2 separate regions of the Homo sapiens genome follow, and region 1 is linked to region 2. Evidence: chromatin loops called from intact Hi-C (ENCODE). Cell type or tissue: natural killer cell. All regions are shown on one strand. Each heading gives the region's core, and the rest is flanking DNA. Links, peaks and the distances in the headings are about the cores only.

Region 1 (2,922 bases), core at 235-2,734, 54 kb after region 2:
TTCCTGCACCAAGTCAAGGTTTACGGTCTTAGTTCCAAGAACTAGTTTATAAGTAATAAACCAGACTATTTCCGGTTAGACTAGCAATAAGAAAATATACTATAATTGTTCTTTTTATTGAGAAGCAGTGACATGGATGTTTATCCATCCTAACATTCTCAAAGATGCAAACTTCTCACTGGAATTTAAAAGACATCCTTTTTGAGTAACCATTAGTTAATACTATTGTTTTTCGAATAAGATATAAACCCTAGTCCATCAGTTCATGGCTAGGGGATTTTGAACATGTAACTTAATCTCTTTAAGGCTCAGTTACTGTATTGACAAAATGCAACTACAATAGTATTTATCTCATGTGGTTAATTGAAAAAGTAAACAAAATAGTATGTACACAACTTATATAGTTCCTAGTAGTCAGTAGATTCTCAATAGATGTCAGCTATTATGCAAACTGCAGGACCTCAGTTTTATCCTCCAGCCTGTATTTAAGAAGGGAGTTGAGAGAGTCTCATCCTCATGGATAAGAGCAAATCACAGACTTCACCAGAGTTTCTAGTCTGTCTTATGAGGGAGTCAGGAATTAAAGAACAGCTTTGTATGATTCTCTGTTTTGTTTTTGACCCAGTCTCTCTCCCCTGTGAAAAGCAGCAAGAGAGGTTTCACTTCTCTATGAGACATAGCAGGGAAGCAGGACCTTGCTCTGGAACCAGTCTTAGGGAACTGTTAAGTTTAAAGCGTACCAAGGGACAAAGCAAGGAGAATGGCCTAAAAGGAGAGAGAAGCCAGCTGAGACCATAGGGCCTTGGCAGTGGCAAAAAATAAGGGCAATTTGGGAAGACAAAGATGGGCCTAAGAAATTGTCTTGGGAATGAGCAATAGGAGGCCTAGGTAGGATTCCTGTTATACAACAACTCTTTCCCATCAGGAAGCCAAAACTACTCTTGGACTTGGTAATTCCCCTGTCCATATGACACCTTAGCCAAAAGGGTAAATCTAATTCCAGTAAATGAAAGTATTTAGAGTCCTCACAGTGAGGAAAACTGTCTGCAGGCACTGGTGCAGAAATGTCGATGAGTGAGAAACTCCAATATGTTTGTTTTGAGAGAAAGAGACAGAGACACCCACAACCACTGTAAGTCAGAACGTGATCCCTGTGCTAGCAGAGGTACAATGTGCTGTGGGGCATGGGGGAGGTAGCTCCAGTGTACTTACTAAGAAGCGTGAGCATGTGTAAGAGTGGGAGGTGGAGAGGGAGGGGCAAGAATCAACATGAGATTTACAACAAGAACATCTCTTTTCCGGGACTGCTGACATATCCTGGGCTTTCTGCCAGCTCTGACCACCACCTGTTCAAAAACCAGAATGAAAAGCATTCCCCTTCCTCAGATTCATGTTGACTTGCTCTTCCTTCCCATTATAGTTTGCCTCCCTTTGCACTTTCCAAGAAATTATAACCCTGGGCTCAAGTGAAAATGAGGATCATCTGATTTCAGCTTGTTAACAAGGAATATTGGAGAGTCTGAATGGTGACGACCATCCATGGCCTGTTGATATATAGTGTGTGCCTTTCTGCCCTGCCTTGTTTGCTGGTCTGAGATTTTGCACCCTCTGTGAGTGGCTAGAGAATTAGGTTACTTCCTAACTGCTTTCAGGCTCACCGTTTCCCTCAAAAATCCTACATTCCAATTCTTGAGGTCAGACTTCTTTGGGGCTACAAGGTAAAGGCACTGGCCTTGTTTTCCTAGTTCCTCTCGGTGTGATGTTAGATGTTTAATTTGAGATCTTTCTAACTTTTTGAAGTACGCATTTAGCACTATAAACTTTCTTCTTAACACTGCTTTTGCTGCATCCCAGAGATTTTGGTATGATGTGTCTCTGTTTTCACTTATTGCAAAGAATTTTTTTTATTTCTGCATTAATTTTGTTGTTTACCCAAAAGTCATTTAGGAGCAAGGTATTTAATTTTCATGAATTGTGTTGTTCAAGAGATCTTTTTGGTATTGATTTTTGTTTTTATTCCACTGTGGTCTGAGATTATGGTCAGTATAACTTTGATTTTTTTTTAATTTATTGAGGCGTGTTTTATGGCCAAGCATGTGGTTGATCTTGGAGTATGTTCTGTGTCTGTGTGCAGATGAGAAGAATGCGTATTCTGTGGGTGCTGGATGAAGTATTCTATAGGTGTCTATTAGGTCCAATTGGTCAAGTGTCAAGTTTAAGTCCAGAATTTCTTTGTTAGTTTTCTGCTCAGTGATCTTTCTAACACTATCAGTGGGGTGTTGAAGTCCCCCACTATTATTGTGTAGCTGTCTAAGTCCTTTCATAGGTCTAGAAGTAGTTATTTTATGAGTTTGGGTGCTCCAATATTGGATGCATATATATTTAGGATAGCTAAGTCTTCCTGTTGAATTGGAAACTTTATCATTATGTAATGCCCTTTTTTGTCCTTTTTTACTGTTATTCGTTTAAAGCCTGTTTTATCTGACATAAGAATAGCAACCCCTGCTCTTTTTTGTTTTTCATTTGCATGATAGGTCTTTCTCTGACCCTTTACTTTGAGCCTATGGGTCATTACATGAAAAGTCAAAAACAATAGATGCTGTCAAGGCTGTGGAGAGAAGGCGATGCTTATATACTGTTGGTGGGAACGTAAATTAGTTCAGCCATTGTAGAAAGCAGTTTGGAGATTTCTCAAAGAACTTAACCATTCAACCCAGCAATTCCATTACTGGGTATACATCCAAAAGAAAATAAATAGGACACATGTACTTGCATGTTCATTGCAGCACTAAATGCACCATGTCTTTTGCAGCAACTTGGATGTGGCTGGAAGCCATTATCTTAAGCAAATTAACTCAGGAACAGAAAACCAAATACTACATGTTCTCACTTATATGTGGGAGCTAAACATTGGACATAAAG
Region 2 (2,922 bases), core at 290-2,789:
AAATTAAATTTGCACATAGACTTCTCTCATAAGTAGAGAGTACCTTGATTTGATGAAGGCCACTGGTTCTGGTTTCAAGAGACAAGACCTTGGCTTGTGTATAGATTCACTGCTACACACATACTTACAAGGTTTTCTGTGGTCAAGGAACTCCTTGAGTCCTGGAGTCTGAAAGGATTAAACACCCAGTATTTGTCTAGCACATATAAGCACTGACAATGCAAGTTGTCCAGAGTTTCAGTACAACAGTCAGCAAGCAAAAAGAGTTGGCAGAAAAGGGAGATGGGCCTAATCAAGCTGCTGTGAAGTAGCTAAGTTGTATTGCACCAGATAAGAGGCTTTGCAGTTCTTTATGATAACCACATCACCTTCCTCCTGCAACCTCATGGTCATAACCTGTCTCTCTGACCTCCAGGTTTAGGTTAAAGCCTCAAATTCCACAGCCTTTGTAAAGTCAAACTCTGGTTTCTGCAACTCTCTAGTTTCTGCAAATTCCTCCCTAGTTTCTGCAAATTCTAGTTTTTGCAAGCTCTCTAGTTTCTGCAAATTCTTAGAGACTCCTCCTTTCTTGTCATATTTCCTGCCTCCATCTCCAACCTCTAAATATACTGTTTCTGTTTCAACTCCATATCTGTGCTGACAAGACACACTCAGCTCCTCAGATTTCTGCAAATATATATATATCTCATTCCCATCAAGAACTTGGAAGATAGTAACTTTTCTGATTTTCAGGGAAGTAGGGGATGAAAGGATGGTATCACGTCATATAGCCCACAGTCTTCCATCAAGTCACTCTTGGTCCCTTTTTTCTCTCTTAGCACCCCTCCTTTTCAAAGCAAAATGCATTGTACTCTTTATCTCACCCTTACAATTAGAAGAGCAAGTGTTATTGCTTGCACATGCCCTGGAATCTCACAATTCAACTCAAGCAATTTATCAAAGTATTTCTTCCAAACAAATAAATATAGCATCTTCTCCAAAAGGAATCAGTCTGAATATTTTTCTTCACCTCATTGTACCCATATTTGGGATTGATACTGGGACAGAGTCTAAGTGCACATTGGAAGAGTTCTCAGTGGAGAGTGATGAACTCAATCACGTGCACTCAGCCTCATGTAAATTTGCTTTACTTCCATCTACTTCCCCTTTTCAGGTATTAGCATGAAAGAGAGGACCAAAAAAAGGGAAATTTTTCCATGTCATTTCGTATGGTAAGTTAGGAAGTAGAATATTTTGTGACAGAACATGTTTCTTTTAGGCAAATATGCTGGACTTGAGCAACGTGGTTTTCAGCCCTCCTGAACATGAAGCGAGGAGGCATCCTGCATCATTCATCCAGCCCCCTTAAATTAAAGCCCTCCCCATAGAAAGTCTTAAAAAGTCACAGAAGAGAATGAGGGGGAGGCAGGAAAGAATGCAGTGACATTTGCAAGGGGCGCAAGGGCTGGGACAATTATAGATTAAAATAGAAGAGCTGAGTTGGGTGAGAGGAAAACCCACCACAGTGATAGTAGAGCATTATTGTTCTTTTCCCCCATGATGACATATACTAACATATATAAGTACCCGTTCGCTTGGTCACACCCACAACTGACTGCAGAGAAAGCCACAGAGTCTTTAACTGTCACTCCCCCCTGCCTACTAAAGGATGGATCTCGGCAGTGAGAAAAGAGTAGGAGGAGCTGTGACCTGGGCCCCCTGCTCCCAGGCAAGCTTGTGAGGCATGTGAAGGGGAGGAACTGCACGAGAGGGTAGGTGCAGGAGGGCAGGGGGCACCTGCAGGGTCTCACACAGGTGAGGTTTATTTCTGTCTCTAAAGGCTCGGCTCATCCTGTACCCTTTCCAAGGATATTCATGTCTCCCAGCCCCAAGGCCTGGTGTGTAATCACCAAACCTATTTTGTCCAAGAAGCAGAGAATAAAAATGAGCAGCCACAGGAAGTTGCACCTTTAAAGTGTATTCCTGCATCTACACTTTCAGTCTGAAAGTTTTGAATTCATTTCACAGATCAGCTGAGATATTACATGTATTGAGACAATGAGCTGATGAGAAAAATAAACCTGAAGAGTAAAGAGAATGATTTAAAAGAAAGGAAAATTCCCTAATCCTAGAAATTACTGAAGACTGTTTTCTTTTTCTCTAGTACCCTTTCCATTCATTATGTCTTCTGTGATTTTCAAAACAACTCTGTAAGATAAAGAGTCCTTGAAAAAAGGGAGAGGTGGCACATTCACTTTTGGCTGTATGGCCAGTGACAGATTAAAATACTTTTCTACTTAAAAATAAAGTGTCAGGAGTATACAATTCTACCGAGTTAGATGGAGAGAGGAGAAGGACAGGTCATACCCTAGAAGATAGGTAGAGATTAACACTTGGTTTAAAGGCAGGTAATTAAGACAGTGTGCTATCAGGAAGGAATAGGCAAACTGACCCATGGAGCAGAGAAAGAGTGTGGACACAGACCCACTTAATCTATAACTGGCCAGGCATTGTAGATCAGTGGAGAAAGAACAGACAATTAAATAAGTGCTTCTGGATCTAGTGTTCAACCACACAGAGGGAAATGAAATAAGGTCCCTATCTCACAACAATGAAGAAATGTGGGGGAAAAAAATAAAAGACTTGTAGAAGAAAATATGGAAGATCTTTATGACTAACAAACACACAAAAACTAAAACCCTAAAGAAAAAGATTGATAAATTTAATGACATTTAAATTAACAACTTCTGCTCATTTAAAGATGTATAAACAGGGCAAAATACAAGACACCATTAGGAAGAAATATTTGCTACACATATGAGAAAAAAAAATTTATATCCAGAAAAAAATACTTCCTACAATTAGTTTTTTTAAAAAAAAGACCAAAAAAATCTTGAAAATGGGCAAAATCTATGAACAGGTGTTTCATAGAAGAGGAAACAC

The links. Peaks named below come from ENCODE experiments on the same cell type or tissue, not always from the same donor. Only the 100,000 strongest peaks of a DNase experiment are listed, where the experiment ranks them.
Region 1: a loop joins it to region 2, with 2.6 times the contacts of the local background. A loop is called at or near these places in 7 of 110 quality-filtered maps.

What each region holds. Positions count from the first base shown.
Region 1 is chr1:168,464,718-168,467,639 of GRCh38, reverse strand. All of the region lies in intron 3 of LOC125312414 (a long non-coding RNA gene), which reads left to right. The region is part of intron 4 of LOC101928565 (a long non-coding RNA gene); the gene reads left to right. Among named protein-coding and RNA genes, the nearest start is that of XCL2, 78 kb to the left of the region's middle. In natural killer cell, for the core only: no CTCF peak of the experiment used is centred there; a DNase peak (open chromatin) is centred at 1,259; H3K27ac peaks cover 1,501 bases.
Region 2 is chr1:168,519,260-168,522,181 of GRCh38, reverse strand. No RefSeq gene overlaps it. Among named protein-coding and RNA genes, the nearest start is that of XCL2, 23 kb to the left of the region's middle. In natural killer cell, for the core only: no CTCF peak of the experiment used is centred there; DNase peaks (open chromatin) are centred at 441 and 1,641; H3K4me3 peaks cover 501 bases; H3K27ac peaks cover 2,500 bases.